Regions from separate parts of the Homo sapiens genome. Here region 1 is linked to region 2. A link is a loop called in an ENCODE intact Hi-C map of the cell type or tissue named here. Cell type or tissue: K562. All regions are shown on one strand. Links, peaks and the distances in the headings refer to the core of each region. The heading gives the core; the rest is flanking DNA.

Region 1 (8,336 bases), core at 74-8,073, 400 kb before region 2:
CCTCGCTCCCTCTCCCCCATACACACGCACACAGGGCCAGAAATAAATTGCCACACGAGTGCGCGCGAGTGGCGGCGCCCAGCCGCAGCCTGCCAGCGCCAGCGAGTGAATGAGCTGCAGCATGAATGAGGGGAGCGGCTGAGTCTGCAAACAGGCTGCGTGCCTGGCGCTACAACTGCAGGCGCGCCGCCACGGTCAATGGCGAGGGGGTTGGGGCTGAGTGGGAGCGGCTGCCAGCAAGAAAGCAAACTGAAGCAGGCAGGGGACTGCACGGACTATCCAGGATTGTCAAACCCATGTCCTTGGAGGAAAGGCTGGTAACTCAGAGCTTCCTGACACAGCCCTTCGTCCTGAGTTCAGCCTGTCCTTCCTTTTGTACTCTATCCCTGGTAGGGGAAAGATCCTTCCTCTCCCCTTCTGGAAGCCAGAGTAGAGTGCCTAGCTGGGAAGGTTAATAGTAATGAGCGTCCAACCTGTACAAAAGAGGCACCTCTTGCATGGGATTGGGCTTGAAGGCGGTGTGTGACACACAGTCAGCGTTAACCTTGAAAACTCCTTAGAAAAGTGCCCCAGTGGAGACCTGCATATCACCTGTGAAAAAAACCAACAGAAGTATTATTTCCTCTCTTGTTGCAACAGTTCCCTGTTTTCTTGGTTGAGTACCAGATGAAGTAGTTGGCTTGCATTCAGGCTATGATGTACGAAAAATCATATATCTTTAAACACTTTAGAAACACAGTGAGATGAGATGCTCACACTGTGAAAGGCACGTGGGAGCTGGAACCAGCTGAAGAAATAGCAGATTCCTGTCTCCTGTCCTGTGCTCACCCTGTTTAAGTCCTTATTGGTTTCCCTTTCTCTTTCTCCAGTGCTTAGTGTTTAATTCATGTGCCTATAATGTGGACCCACTGCATGGCACTTTAGAGGTTGCAAACTGCTTTTGTGCCCATTGAAGCATTAGCCCTCCAAAGGAATGCTGAGAAATAGAGCAGGGATCATTATTCACATTCAGCAGATGAGGAAACCAAGGCCCAATATACTTAGCAGCACACTAAGAATAAGCAGCATACCCTGCTCTCTACAATGGCCCCTGTGTGTTGACCTCTCAGCTACCGCATGAAGCCCTAGAGAATGATCTTCACATCCTCTGTAAGAAGCACACAGTAAACCATAAGCAACACATAAATTATGGCTTGTCACTGCAGCAGGAGAGATTTTGTTAAACTTAAATGTAGGTTTGCGCCTTAAATAAACTGCAGGCAACAATTGAAAAACCTTCTCTCTGGGTCATTTTGTGAACAGAAATTGGCATGCAGAGTTGATCTTTGAAATGCAGAATGGCAGTGGCAGAAGGGCTGGGAAATGGAGTGGGTGGTCCTTGGAGTTTCTCTCCAGCCAGAAGCTTCCTGAAGCCTTTAGGTTCCAGAGCCTCAGCTTTGGCAAGCAGATGAGCCACTTGGGTTGCAACCCGTGAACTGGAAGTGAGTTCTGACACAGGCCCAGCCATTCACCTATGACACCACAAGGAGGGTGAAACTGTGACTGATGGCAGAGGGCTGCTCGAAATTTCATCTATCCCTGCAAAATATGAAGAATTACAAAGCATTAGAGATGGCCTAGTCTACATTTTCCAAAGGATGCTCTGAGAAACCCTAGATCCCCGGCACACTAATATTAGTGTTACAGAAGGAAAGAATTTCACTATCTACGAAATTTGGGAAATGCCAGATTAAACAGCATGTGTCTTTAATGGTCCTCAGAGCCTTTAATAAGCTAATGTGGATTGTGAATCTCCAAGAAGGGGGCCAGAGGAGGTAGCAAATCCACCCTACTCACAGAGAGTCACCCAGGACTAAGATACTGAAAAGCAAACTTCAGGGAACTTTAATCTAGTCCAATCTCCTCTGTTCACCAGAGAGGAGGATGGAAACTCAGGGATGTATGGTGATCTGCCTGGGGCTGCACAGCTACGGGATATCAAACCAAGACTGGAACAAGTCTGGGTTCTTTCTGGTATTCTTTTAACCCAGTGGATGATATAAAGTCCAATATGGACCAGAGTCTAGAAAATTGTGTGACCCAGCAAGAAAACTTCCCAACTTTTGCCTTTTACCCTTTTGTAACCAAGCGCTGATAGATTTCCATGATTCGGTGTGCCCCAGCCTGGAGGCAGAGAGCACATTCTTATTAGAGATGATCCAACTGATAACCTCCCTCCCAAGGCCCATAGGCTTTTCTGAGTCATGCTCCCAAAGAATGGAAAATCCCGGAAGCAGAGACTATAAAGCAGTCTTAGGGTAGACTGATTCCTCTAAGGTCAGTAAAAGAGCCAGGCATGATCCAGAAGGCTCTGAGCCTGCTCACTATGCCCCAGAGTGATTCATGCCTCCTTGCTCAGAAGCCCCTAGTGACAGCACCAGCAAAAGGAGGGTGGCTCTTCCCATGGGTAGAATTGAGAACCATTATCTGTGAGCTTAAGATTGCAGAGGTGCTACTCAAAGATGCTCTCCTTCCCTGTCCCCATATCCTCTGGTTTGTCCATGCCCAGTTTAGGAACACTATGATTGTTCCTACACTGTACACACATTGTAATGGATTGGAGTGGATTGGATTAGAGTGGAGCGGAATGGATTGGATTGGATTGGATTGGATTGGATTGGATTGGATTGGATTGGATTGGATTGGATTGGATGGAAAGCCTTTGAATTATAACGTGATGCTCCTAAGACTCTGGATCACCTAATTAGGAGCGTAACAGTTTTAAGCTATTAGCCCAGCTGATACGTTTAATAAGCACCTCAGGGCAGGTCCCTAAATGGCTGCAACTCAAATAGAAAACTTTGGGTAGGTAGGCCACATGGAGAGTGGGGCAGACATGAGAGTGCAGAGAGAGAATCCGGCCAGTGTGGGGTCATGAGGTGACCTGGCAGTTTTAGGGTATATGACCACAGTGAGGAGGCCACTGCAGACAAAGCTTATCTGCCTGAGAGTTCCATCTCGGGCTAGTGGTGCTCCCTTTACTAAATGAAGCTGGAAAAGGAGGAAGGACAGAGAAGCTCCATGGAAGGGGCATCTGCCTCCTGGGCTCATGGCCCAAGCATCTCTCACCAGCTTCTCATAAGCAAGCATCACACAGCCTGCCACTGGGAGCATGGAAAGGGCTGCACTCAGAGGCAGCGTCCACCCCAAGGCTGTACTGCCTGCCCTTTAGGAAGAACTTTCCCCTCTGTAGCCTCCTCCACAGCTGCAGAGTTTTCCCCCAAGAGGCCAGGAAGTTCATCCAAAAAATACAATTGAGCCGAAGCTAGGAGGCAGGTACTGCACTAGCCCCAAGGGAGGCAACAAGATAGCCAAGGTCTTTGTCTGTGTGGAGTTACTTCCTATAGAGGAGATCAACCTCAAACAAGTAAACAGGGTGCTTTGAGATTGTCATACTTATTACAGAAGAAAGGACTGGCTCACCTAAGAGAGAGTGACTCTGGGTGTGGGTAGACGGACTCTAGGTAGAATGGTCAGGAAGAGCCTTGTCTAGTGTTGCAGGGAAGTTCTTCTGACCAAGAACCAGACACGGATCCCATCCCAGGCACTAGTGTCCCTGAAATTATGATGACAAGAAAGAAGCCAAGCAGATTTGGCCTTCTATGGCCATTCCACCCTCTCCTGCTGCTGTGCCATGGGCAGAGCCTCACAGCAAGGACTATAGAGAGGGAGGCCCTGCTGCGGTCCCTTCCCAGGGCTCAGGTCTTCTTGCTATAGGCTCCTCTCTAAAGCAATATAAAGAATACATCCACCCACCTTCTATACTCATCTTAAGTCTAACTCCTCCACAATGCGCTCCCCAATCAACCCACCCCCAAGCTTTTCTCTCATTCACTCATTTAGCAACCATGGGCTGGACCTTTAGTGAGTGCCAGGAACAGTAGTAGGTTCTAGGATTTCAAAGATGAGTAATACATGGTCCCAGTCCTTTAAGCAGACTGGCCTGCATTCTTAGCTCCTTATTTATATATCTGTGTTTGGTCTTCATAACCTGATTGTAAGCACTTTTAAGGCCAGACTCCTATCATAGAAATGTCTATTTATAGCCCAAATTGTACACAGGAAGTACTCAATAAATGAATGTTGAATGAAGGAGTATTACCTCCACGACTCAAAGATAGTTCCATGAATAAGGTAATTTTCTTTGCTAGGAGCCATTTTTGCAGAATATTCTTGAGAATCTTGCTGTGCTGAGGTGCCAGGCGCCTGAACCAGCCACAAAGCCGACATCCTCCAAGTCTCCTGAGCTATCGATGTGAAAAATCAGCCCTAAATCTCAGAGAAATCTGTGGCGGCTGCTCCTGAGCTTTGAAACCCAATGGAAATTGTTGCCAGAAATAGAGTGAGAGGCGGGGAGTACTTTGGAAACAAATGAGAGCAATATTGGAGCTTCAAGCTCCTTAGAATTTGTTTTCTTTTCCTCTGAAAAGGCCTAGATTACAGAAGTCAAGAGAGGAGGGGGAGGACTTTAGCAGAAAGAAGCAGGATGCAGCCATGGAAGGAACATGGGCACCCCTTTCAAAGCCCACTGTTCAGACCTCCACCACACAGGGCATGGGAGTCTTGAGGCGATCACTCTGGTTACAGAGGGGTGGGAAGGGAAAGCCAAAGCTATGGGGGTTTCAGATCTGGGCCTTTGAGTTTTCCACATTGCACTGAAGATGGAACTAAATGGTTAGGATTCAGTGTATGGGAGGAGGAGTGGGCGGGAAAGATGTTTTCTCATAGCCTAGCTTCGGCTAAGAATACTATGTTTTTAAAGCTATTTAAGAGAGAAGGGAAAGAAGGAACAGTGAGTACAGATCTGCTAATGAGGTGGTGCAGCCTCCTGGAGAACAGGCCGTCATTCCATGGAAGCTCCAGAAGAGGGAGTGATGGACGCCTGGCTCTTGGTCCCAGAGCTGGAAGGCGGCTCTTCATTGGCTGGAAAAGCAGCATCCACAGCCCTGTTGTTCTGTGGAGAGGGGAGAGAGCAAGGATGGGGGAGGCACATAGGCGGCTGATTTTGCTTTGTTAAATGTTCAAACCTTTGCCCTCATCCCCTACATTCAAGACTTACCAGCAGCAGTGTATCCGCACAGCAAGAAGTATTTTTGATGTCCCCTGGAGACTGGGTCAGCTAAATGAGGCTCTTTAAACCTGATAAGATTAACATGCAATAATGGACAATCTCAAATTTAAAGTACCCCATTTTTCTTTTTGCAGCCTGTAAAGCGAGTGAAAGTTCATGCATTCTAGATGCCAAGCACCCTGATAAGTGGAAGCTGCTAGATTTGGGACTCAGGATCTACAGAAGGGCATCTGGCTAAAGATATCCCCCGACTCTTATATTCTATCTTCCTCAGAGAGATCTCCACCAGTCAGGGTCCATTTGTCTCCACCTTGTGTACCGTGCCCTCGAAGTCAAGTGTCAGCCCACCACTGCCAGTGAGACCTCCTCTGGCCAGTGCCTGCATCCTGAACTGCTGTGGTCCCTCTGGGCTGCCACCCTGCCAAGAGGAGCAGATCAGCAAATGGGCCAGAAGACCCAAACACAAGCTACCAGATGTATATTCAACTAGGTCAATCATGAAGGAGTTTCTCACATGCATTTTTTAATAATAAATAGCCACCAATTATTATATAGCCAGGTTGCAAGTTGACACATTATTAAAATGTACACCAAAAAAATGCAGCTTCCTATTTCTTATAAATCTTTCTCATGAACTCCCATCCCATCAGGCAGCAAAAAGGGGAATGGGGAACTTTAAGTTTGAATTTGTCCATTGTAGCGTATAAATCTCCCTTTGGGTTTCAAGAGTCTCGTTTAGCTGACCTTATGCCTTTCAGGAAAACATAGCCTTGAGATGGCCTTTCCTCTTCCTGCTCTACTTCAAAGTGGCATTTTATGTTGTAAGGTATTTACTAAACCTTGTTGTCATATGGGAGAAGGGGGCCTCAGACTTCTTAGACTTATCAGGGACCCTGGATTCCACAGTCCTCTGGATCTCATCAGAAGCTAACTAGTGACCTCTGAAGTATGACTGGTCCCACTGGTTCACAGGGATCATACTGACATACTCTACTAAAGGCCCTGATCCCAGCTGTTTGCTTACCTGAAAAGCCCTGGTCATCACCGTCTCTTCTCACCAACCCCAGCCAGCTGGCCGTGACCTGCTCTACATCCCCTCATAGGGCCATGAGCCACAATGAGCTGGTAAATGTTTAATGACAGGTCTTGGGGCAAGGGGGAGGTGGAGTCAGGCAGAAGCCCTGATTGTAGCTGTTGCCACTGTCCATGGTGTAAATATTCCTATTAGGCTGGGATTGATGGCTTATACCTGTAATCCCAGCACATTGGGGGGCGAAGATGGGAGGGTCACTTGAGCCCAGGAGTTCGAGACCAGCCTGGGCAACAGAGTAAGACCCTGTCTTTGGAAAAAAAATTAATATTTGGCAGGCGTGTTGATGCATGCCTGTAGACCCAACTACTAGGGTGGCTGAGGTGGGATTACTTCAAGCCCAGGAGGTTGAGGCTGCAGTAAGGAATGATCACACCACTGCACTCTAGCCTGGGTAATAGAGCAAGACTCTGTCTCAAAAAAAAAAAAAAAAAAAACTCCAGTACTCCTACTGTGGTCACTTTCTAGCTGCCAACATTAACACCAGAGAGGTGCACAGCTGACTCTCATGAGCTGACATGAGCCGGCCCTGGGGAGGTTTTGGAGTCTCTGCCCAGCATGAGGCACTATCTCAACTCACCTCCTCCCTCGAGGCCTCCCCATGATTCCTCACTGCCCTGTTAGATGTGGTTGCAGGCAGCGCTCCTCCTAGGCTTAAAGCCTCCCACCAGCAGGGTCCTGGTAAGCCACCCCATCCATGTCACCTGTCTCCCAATTCCTGACCAGATGCTCTACTCCAAGAGAGCGAAAGCAAAGATCTGTGCTTTGGAAAACTACACCATCTGTCTCCCCATCCCCTTTCCAGGATCTACTTGGACCAAAAGTATCCATCTTTCCACCTCCTCTTCCCCTCTGCCAAGAGCCTCGCTTGTATCATATTCTTCTTATTCCCAGGGGTCTAAGTCTCATAGTTGTGTTTTAATGGCAGAAGAGGTTCCCTCTATTCCATGAAACCTATTTTACCACGAGTCCTCCAGATGTGGATTATCAGGAATGAAATACATCAACAAATGTCTCCAGAATATTATCTCTGTTACAACTGTTTAAGATTGTAGCAGAACAGAAAAAAAAATAAAAATAAAAAAGAAACAACTGTTTATCATGTGTATCAATGTCTGTATGTGCACCATTTCATTTAACCTTTACCATATCTTAAAGGGTTTTGTCCCCACTTTACAGATAAGGAAATAGATTCAAAGAGGTTAGTAACTTGCCTTAGGCAAGGCCATTTAACTGGTAACTAGCAAAGGTAGGATTTGAACTCAGGTTGGCCTCCAAAACTATGCTCTTCACTTAATGCTGAATTGTAGAGGAACAAACTTTCTTTTTGTTCAAAGGCTATTATTAATACAAGACCCCATAGAGTCTACAAGTAGTTTTTCTCGAGTGGGGAAGGAAGGTTATTGCCCAAGAGGGGCAGCTATTAGGCATATTTTCCTATTTCTCCATCAGGTTCAAGGAGTATGAGGGAGAGGGTGCTGGCAGAAATGGTGTCTCACTCATCACTCCTGGACACCTGGTACCCTGCCATTAGCTGTTGGAGGGGGTAGACAGAGTGGAATATCCAAAGGAACAGAGATTCCCTCCAACCATTTAACCCCACCCCAAAAACATGTTTCTCTCTAGTATTCATGAGCTCAGTCAGGGCACCCCCCAACCAACCCCAGATGCTCCTGCCAGAAACATGGGAGTCCTCTCAGACTCCGTCTGCCCCACCATATGACACATCGCCTAATACTGTAGATAACTGGACTCCCAGAATACATCCCAGGTTCATCATTCTCTCCTTCACTCCCATCTGGCCCGAGCCACCATCATCTCTCTCTTCACATCTCTCTCCCTTCACAGATCAGCCAGAGTGAACTCTTTAAAACATCAATGGTGTAATAACTCCCCTGCTAAAAATCCTTCATGTCTTCCCATCTCACCTAGAAGAAAATCCAATGTCTTAAACAGAGTCTACAAAGCCCTTTATTGTCCGCCCCTGCCTGCCTCTTCCTACCCACTCACCACCCCCCACCATACGGAGCTCACTCTGCACCAGCCACACTGCCCCTTCAGGCTCTGGAGCACACTATGCTATTTCCTCCCTTCCAGCTTTGGTGTTTTATTTCCTTTGCACAGAAGCTCCTTCAC
Region 2 (8,336 bases), core at 61-8,060:
GTCAGGAGATCGAGACCATCCTGGCTAACATGCTGAAACCCTGCCTCTACTAAAAATAATAATTTAAAAAAAATTAGCCGGGCGAGGTGGCGGGCGCCTATAGTCCCAGCTACTCAGGAGGCTGAGGCAGGAGAATGGCGTGAACCCAGGAGGTGGAGCTTGCAGTGAGCCAAGATTGCGCCATTGCACTCCAGCCTGGGTGATAGCATGAGACTCCGTCTCAAAAAAAAAAAAAATTTCTTCCGCCAGATACCTTAAATCATCTTTCTTTTTTTCTTTTTTGAGACGGAGTCTCACTCTGTCGCCCAGTGCAACCTCTGCCTCCCGGGTTCAAGCAATTCCCCTGCCTCAGCCTTCTGAGTAGCTGGAATTACAGGCATGCGCCACCATGCCCGGCTAATTTTTGTATTTTTTGTAGAGACAGAGTTTCACCATATTGGTCAGGCTGGTCTTGAACTCCTGACCTTGTGATCCGCCCACCTCAGCCTCCCAAAGTGCTGGGATTACAGGCATGAGCCACCATACCCGACCCAATTATCTTTCATTTTCAAACTTACACAGATCCCTAGGACATGAACACAATGCAACCAAGCTCTTTGTTAAGGCATAATATGAGTTACCTTTGCTCCAGTTCCCAGTGTGTTTGTCATTTCCATCTGAGAACTCAGCAGCCTGGACTTGATTGTCCATATCAACATCATCATTTTGGTCACAACCATTTAACTCATCTCTAAGCAGTTCCAAACTTTCCCTCATCTTCCTGTCTTCTTCTGAGCCCTCCAGACTATTCTAACCTCTGCCTGTTACCCACTTCCAAAGTTGCTTTCACATTTTCAGATATCTTTATAGCAGAGCCCCACTCCTTGGTACCAGTTTTCTATATTAGGCAATTCTTGTGTTGCTATAAAGAAATACCTGAGACTGGATAATTTATAAAGAGGTTTAATTGGCTTAAAGTTTTGTAGGCTGTGCAAGCATGGCGCTGGCATCTGTTCAGCTTCTGTAGAGGCCTCAGGAAGCTTTTACTAATAGTGGGACATGAAGTGGGAGCAAGCACTTCACATGGTGAAAACAGGAGCAAGAGAGAATGTGGGTGAGGTGCTACACACTTAAACAATCAGATCTTGTGAGTACTCACTACTGTAAGGACAGCACCAAGCTGTAAAGGATCTTCCCCCATGATCCAAACACCTCCCACTAGGTCTCACCTCCAACACTGGTAATTACATTTCAATATGAGATTTGGGTGGAGACAAATATCCAAACTATATCCTTTTGTGTGACTCAAAGTTGTGTTGTGTTGTTTTACAAAATTTCACCTTTTGCTTTTCAAAGATCATTTAACTGGCAAGGACTTCTAGATTAGCGGCTTTTATTCTTTCAATACTTTAAAGATAGTGTGCCACTTGTTCTATCTTTTATTATTTCTGATGAATCTCTTGTCAGCCTTACCTCTTTTCTTTTGTAGATAATGTGTAATTTTTCTGACTACTTCTGTTTTTATCTTTACAACTTTAATCCATTTGAATATAATGTTCCTTTGTGTAGTTTTCTTCGTTTTTTTCTTGTACATTGAATTTACTGAGCTGCTTTTGGTGATAGTTTTCATTAAATTTGGAACAATTTTGACCATCACTTCTTCAAATGTTTTCTTGATTTCTTCTTTTCTCATCTCTTTTGTGGGGACTTCAATTACACATGTATTTATCTACTTGAAGTTGTTCCACAATTTACTGATTATTTGCATTTTTTTAGTCTTTCTGTTGTGTTTATGCTTTCTGTTGATATGTCTTCAGGTTCATTAACATTTTCTTTTGTAATATCTGATGTGCTGTCAGTCTCTTTCAGTGTATTTTTATCTAAGACATTTTAGTTTTTACCTTTGGAAGTTTGATTTAGGCTTTTAAGAAAAGTTCCGTATCTCCTCTTACCACATTCGATCATTCCTCTGGTTCTTCAAACCCATGGAATATATCATCATAATTGTTAGTGTCCCTGTCTCCTAATTTTATCAATTTTCTGAGTCAGTTTCGATTGATTAATTTTTCTGCTAGGTTTTTTTCATTTTGCTTCTTTGCATACCTGATAATTTCTTTATTGGATGCCAAACATTGTGAAGTTTCCCTTGTTGAGTGTTAGATCTAATCGTGATTAGTTCTTGAGCTTTATTCTGAGATAGGTTAAATTACCTGAGACTTTCCTTTCAGTCTTGCTTTTCACCTTTGTTAGGAGGGGCAAAACCTGCATTTAGTGTAAGATTAATTTTCTGAAGCAAAATCCTTCATATGTCAGTCTAATCAGTGGCTCATAAGGTTTGAGATTTTAAAATTCTGGATCTTCAGAATAGTCCCCATTTCATGCTCTGTGTAAGATTTGGCATGTCTTCCCTCTAATCCTCTTAGGCAGTTTTTTTCCCAGCCTCTGATTGTTTCCTTACATGTATGTGCTAAGAAGTACTGAACTGTATCTTAGGAGTGACTCAGTGCAGGTGTCTGGAGTTCTCTGTCTACACAGCTTTTTATTCCGGGACTCAGCCACATGAACTTGAGCACACTTGGCTTCTTCATACTCCCAGGTTTATCTCCTCAACACTCACCTGACTGTACAGTGACCGCACTGTCCCCTTTCTCCAGGTAGTAAGCTTGGAAAATCATAGTCATACAGATGATCTCATTTTTTTTCTTCCTCTGAATGATCACTCCTTTATTGCCCATCTTCAGTGTCTTGAGTGCCATTGTTTCATACGCTCTGTCTTGTTTTAGTGTTTTCAGGTGGTGGGAGAAATCTGTCCATGTTATTTTATCTTAACTGGAAGTAGAAAATGTGATTATTAGAATGGGGTCATTTTTGGTATTTAAATAGACTATATAAAAATCTGCAGCAGCGATTTCAGGAGAGACTGGGAAATTACACAGGAACTGAGAGTCCTGGATTAGAGAACAAGATATGGTGAAATTTAAGAGGAGACAGAAATTTGATTATTTAGAAGAATTGGAAATTGGACAATGTAGGTTTATGAATAAAAAGTAAAAACAAAATTTATTAAGGTAGAGAATTAGTTTTATCTTACATTTACCTTAAGGAAAGGCATTCTCTAGCTGTCTGCTCTTCAGCCTTTGAATCATTGTCTTAGAACATTTCATTTGATTTCTGAATGAGATTACTTATTAAGTTTTAACATTCCAGAAATGGTGATATAAATGTAGTTGCTTATATCATCTTTCTTCCTTTAAAGCTTAAAGTTAACAGTGATAAAAGATAATGTGTATTATATTTACGTAGAAGTTAAATATATTTTATATTACTTTTTGAGCATGTCAGGGGAATTATAGTATAGTTATGTTAACTAGTAGATATATGGTGCCATCTAATGGCTAATATGAAAATATATTTAGTAAATACTTCAGTGCTTTGCCTAGTGTGTATATATGAAATTTTACTGTGAAATTATTGTTGCTTTAGATGTCCAAGGCGTCGTTTTTATTTAAACTCTAAGATATATTTATATTTTCATTTCAATTTATACTTTTTAAAATTCAGCTATATATTGGTCTGACTTTTCATCACGTTTAAAGCCATGTACTTGCAGTTAGCACAATTTAAAGTATATTCAATATAAAATTAGCATATAAATCAATTTTAATAAACAAGTAAAAATTACAGACCTCCTGTTTGCTATCTTTTACTTCTGGTTCCTTCAAACTGGACCCAATATGTAGTTATAAATTATGCCTTATAGAACCTCAGCTTTATTGTAAACAGAATTCATTTTCCCTCCACCTTTCATCTGTTTTTGTACATTTTACAAAATATATAAAAAATGTTAGAATATTGTATTAGATTGGTGATTTTTAAATGCTGTTCCAGATTGTTAGGGCTTCTCTAGAGCCACTCAGTCTGTGATGGAGATGGCTAAGTTTAGAAAATTAGCATATCAATGGCTCTAGAAGTCCTGCACTGAAAAACTTCTCAACTTTATTTAGCCCAATATTTCCTGAATACGTTTCATCATGGAACGCCCCCACCTTCCTTTTTAAAAATCTCACATCTTAATATCTGTTGATCTAGTGTTCCTCAGATGTCATTTTGGCAGTTGTCCTAAATTCCATTTTTAAGGATGAAGGAATATTTCACATATATATATATACGTATATATATGTATATATATACGTATATATATGTATGTATATTTCTTGTTTTAATGAAATAAAGTGTGTTGCTTTTTCTTATCATATGATAATACTTGTTATTTATCAAAAATTTAGCAGTATGCCATTTACCCTGATGTGATTATTACACATTGTATGCCTGTATCAAAATAACTAATGTACTCCATAAATATATACACTTATATATATACCCATAAAAAATTTAAAAAATTAGTAAATACAGAGTAATCATTGTTTCTTTCACATTCTTGTCATTTCCTCGTTAGAAAAAGCTTTGTCAGATTGGTATTATTACAAAGTTGGAGGTATCACTTTACCTGACTTCAAATTATACTGCAAGGTGTTAGTAACCAAAATAGCATGGTATAAAAATAGTCGCAGATTAGTAGAATAGAATAGAGAACCCAGAAATAAAGCCCCACACTTACAGCAAACTGATCTTTGATAAAGTCAACAAAATTATACACTGGGGAAAGGACACCCTATTCAGTAAGTGGCGCTAGGAAAATTGGATTGCCATATGCAGAATGAAACTGGACTCCTAACTCTCACCACATACAAAAAATAACTCAAGATGGATTAAAGCCTTAAATGTAAGTCCTGAAGCTGCAAAAAGTGTAGAAGAAAATCTAGGAAAAACTCCTCCAGACATTGGCCTAGACCAAGAATTCATGACTGAGACCTTCAAAAGCAAATGCAACAAAAACAAAAGTAGACAAATGGGGCTATATAAACTGAAAAGCTTCTGCACAGTAAAAGAAATAATCAACACAGTGAACAGACAACCTGCAGAATGGGGGAAAATACTAGCCAACTTTGCATCTGATAAAGGTCCAATGTCCAGAATCTACAAGGAATGCAAACAACTCAACCAAAATCCCTCAAATAACCCCATTAAAAAGTGAGCAACGGAAATGCACAGACATTTTGCAAAGGAAGACATACATATGGCCAAGAAGCATATGAAAAAATGCTCAACATCACTAATCATCAGAGAAATGCAAATTAAAACCACAAGGAGATACCGTCTTACACCAATCAGAATAGCTGTTATTAAAAAGTCAAATAACATCTAACCTGGCCAATATAGTGAAACCCCATCTCTACTGAAAATACAGAAATTAGCTGGGCGTGGTGGTGTGTGCCTGTGGTCCCAGCTACTCGGGAGGCTAAGGCATGAGAATCGCTTGAACCTAGGAGGCAGAGGCTGCAGAGAGCCAAGATCACACCACTGCACTCCAGCCTGGGCGATAAAGCGAGACTCCGTCTCGAGAAAAAAAAAAAAAAAGTCAAATAACAGATATTGACGGGGATGCAGAGAAATGGAAACATACGCTGTTGGTGGGAATGTAAATTTGTTAAGCCACTGTAGAAAGCAGTTTGCAGATTTCTCAAATAATTTAAACAGAACTACCATTTGACCTAGCAATCTCATTACTTAGTATAGGCTCAAGGGAAAATAAATCATTATATCAAAAAGATACCTGCACCTGTATGTTTATTGCAGCACTATTCACAATGGCAAAGATATGGAATCAACCTAAGTGTCTACCAATAGATGACTGGATAAAGAAAATTTTTTTTTGTTGTTGTTGTTTTTGCTTGAGACAGGGTCTTGCTCTGTCACCCAGGCTGGAGTGCAGCGGCACGATCATAGCTCACTCATCCTTGAACTCCTGGGTTCAAGTAATCCTCCTGCCTCAGCCTCCCAAGTAGCTAGGACTACAGATGCACACCACCACACCTGGCTAAAAAATGTGGTTTATATAACCATGGAATACTACTCAACTATAAAAAAGAATGAAATCTTGTCTTTTGCAGCAACATGGAGGGAACTGGAGGCCATTATTTTAAGTGAAATAACTAAAAAACAGAAAGTCAGATGCTGCATGTTCTCATGGGTAAGTGGGAGATAAATAATGTGTACACATGGACATAGAAAATGTAGTAATAGACATTGGCAACTCAGTAGGATGGAAGTGTGAGAGAAGGATGAGGGATGGGAAATTACTTAATGGGTACAGTGTATACTTATTCTGGTGATGGCTACGCTAAAAACACCACTATGCAATATATCTTTGTAACAAAATGGCACTTAAACCCCCTGAATTTATAAAAAACAAATAAATAAAAGGCAAATGTAAACCATGCTTGCTTAAGAAAACTGAAGGGGGGACAAGATGGCCTACTAGACACAGGGAGGAAGTACCATTCACACTGAGAGAGACCATATTATTGAGTAAACCACCTTAATTTGGGCAGATCTTCAAAGAGAAAAAGCTGAGAGTGAATGGAAAGGCGACACTGAAGCTGAGCATGAAGGTGGGGAAGCTGGGAACACTGTGTAGGTTAACTGAACCCTAGGACTAGTTCCTGGCCCTTAAGAGCTCCTGGGAAAGAGGTGAATGAAGGACCTGAGGGACAGCTCACTTTCACCACTGACCCCTAGGATCCTAGTTACTCGTCTGCTGTGGACATGCGAGCTGGCAGAGGGATCTTGCTGGGGATAGGCAGAGACTAATTTTCAGATGTTGCAGAGCCTGGGAGTTTTTGTGGGCTGGGTAGCTCTGTCAGAGAGTGACCATAGATGTCTTTTCCCTAGGGTTCCCCATCCCCCTTCAGGAAGTGCCAGCCCCAACTGACCTCTGAGCCAGAAAAGAGTGGGGCTGGCTTCGCCATGGAACAGGGGCACATCTGTTGTGCAAGCTCGCCTGTCGACTGCCCCTCCTTGGACACATGCCTAGCTGCCCCGCATGATTGAGTGCACAGTGTAGCATCTGCAGCCTAGCCTGAGTGCATTGTTTCACCTTATTTCTTTTCCTAGTGGCCCAGAAACACTTGTAATTCCTCAGCACAGCTGGAACCTGACCCCAAGCTGCGGGACATCTGGGTACCCCCAGAGCTCCAGCCTGCAGCCAAGATCTGTGGCCAGCACATGAGCTGGGGAGGAGACTGTATGTACCCTTAGAACACTGAGGGGGCGACACGCATGGGTTCCTGGACCAGGGTGGGAACCAGACATGCATTTCTCCTTAAACAGGGCCTGTCCAGAAGGGGTTTGGCATATCTCTCTGTTGCAGCCTCTGCCTGGGGGGCCTGGCAGCCCGGAACACCTAACAAAAGAAACTCAGGCATGGGCGCCCATGATTGGAGGGAGCTCCCCCAAGTGGACCTGGTGAGGCCATCTCTTCTCCTTCCCCTCTCCCCATCCCTGACTTCCCCACTGCAGTGCACACCTGTGAAAGTGAGGAAGTACCAAAGAGTTGTGTGGCTGGGTATTAGCCTAGCTACTGGCCATTACTCTTAAGTGCCAGCTACTGGATTGTAGCCCAAACTGCAACACCAAAAATCTGCTGATATATACACCTGTGAAACCAAGTGCAAGTGTTTACCTAAAGATGTTGTACGGAGCCCTAGTCCTCTGAAAGCACCCAGAATTGAAGCTAACTGACTATATACAGTTAACACTGCAGAACACCAACCCTCCAAGATGAGAGTCAGTGCTAGAACTCTGGCAATTCAAAAAGCCAAAGTGTCCCCCTACCTCCAAATGAATCTACTAGTTCCCCAGCAATGGTTCTTAACCAGTTTGAAATGACTGAAATAACAGTCATAGAATTCAGAATCTGGATAGAAGGGATGCTCATTGAGATTCAGGAGATAGTTGAAACACAATCTAAGGAATCCAGTAAGATGATCAAGGAGCTGAAAGAGGAAATAACCATTTTAAGAAAGAACCAACTGAACTTCTAGACCTGAAGAACTCACTACAAAAATTTTATAATACAATCAGAAGTATTAACAGCAGAATAGAACAAACTGAGGAAAGAATCTTAGACTTTGAAGATTGTTTCTTCAAGGCAACTCAGACAAAAACGAAGAAAAAAGAATTTTTTAAAACTGAAAAAAACCTCTGAGAAATATGGGATTATGTAAAGTGATTAAATCTAAGACTCATTGGCATTCCTGAGAGAGAAGGAGAGAGAAAAATAACTTGGAAAATATACTTGAGGATATAATCCATGAAAATTTCCCTAATCTTGCTAGAGGTTGACATGTTAATCCAATAAATACAGAGAACACCAGCTAGATACTATAGACAGGAACCGTCACCAAAGCACATAGCCATCAGATTCACCAAGGTCAACATTAAAGAAAAAATCTTAA

Evidence for each region. A loop is a pair of places that touch in the nucleus more often than their neighbours do. Peaks named below come from ENCODE experiments on the same cell type or tissue, not always from the same donor. Only the 100,000 strongest peaks of a DNase experiment are listed, where the experiment ranks them.
Region 1: a loop joins it to region 2, with 3 times the contacts of the local background. A loop is called at or near these places in 13 of 110 quality-filtered maps.

Annotation. Positions count from the first base shown.
Region 1 is chr1:209,585,728-209,594,063 of GRCh38, forward strand. The region is part of intron 1 of CAMK1G (calcium/calmodulin dependent protein kinase IG); the gene reads left to right. It overlaps LOC107985256 (a long non-coding RNA gene), which reads right to left and starts at 638. Exons shown (of 3, transcript XR_001738443.2): 1 at 474-638. In K562, for the core only: a CTCF peak has its summit at 4,882; a DNase peak (open chromatin) is centred at 4,924; H3K27me3 peaks cover 2,839 bases.
Region 2 is chr1:209,986,391-209,994,726 of GRCh38, forward strand. The region is part of intron 2 of SYT14 (synaptotagmin 14); the gene reads left to right. Among named protein-coding and RNA genes, the nearest start is that of SYT14, 52 kb to the left of the region's middle. RefSeq lists an enhancer at 6,968-7,468. In K562, for the core only: a CTCF peak has its summit at 3,365 (motif pointing left); no DNase peak of the experiment used is centred there.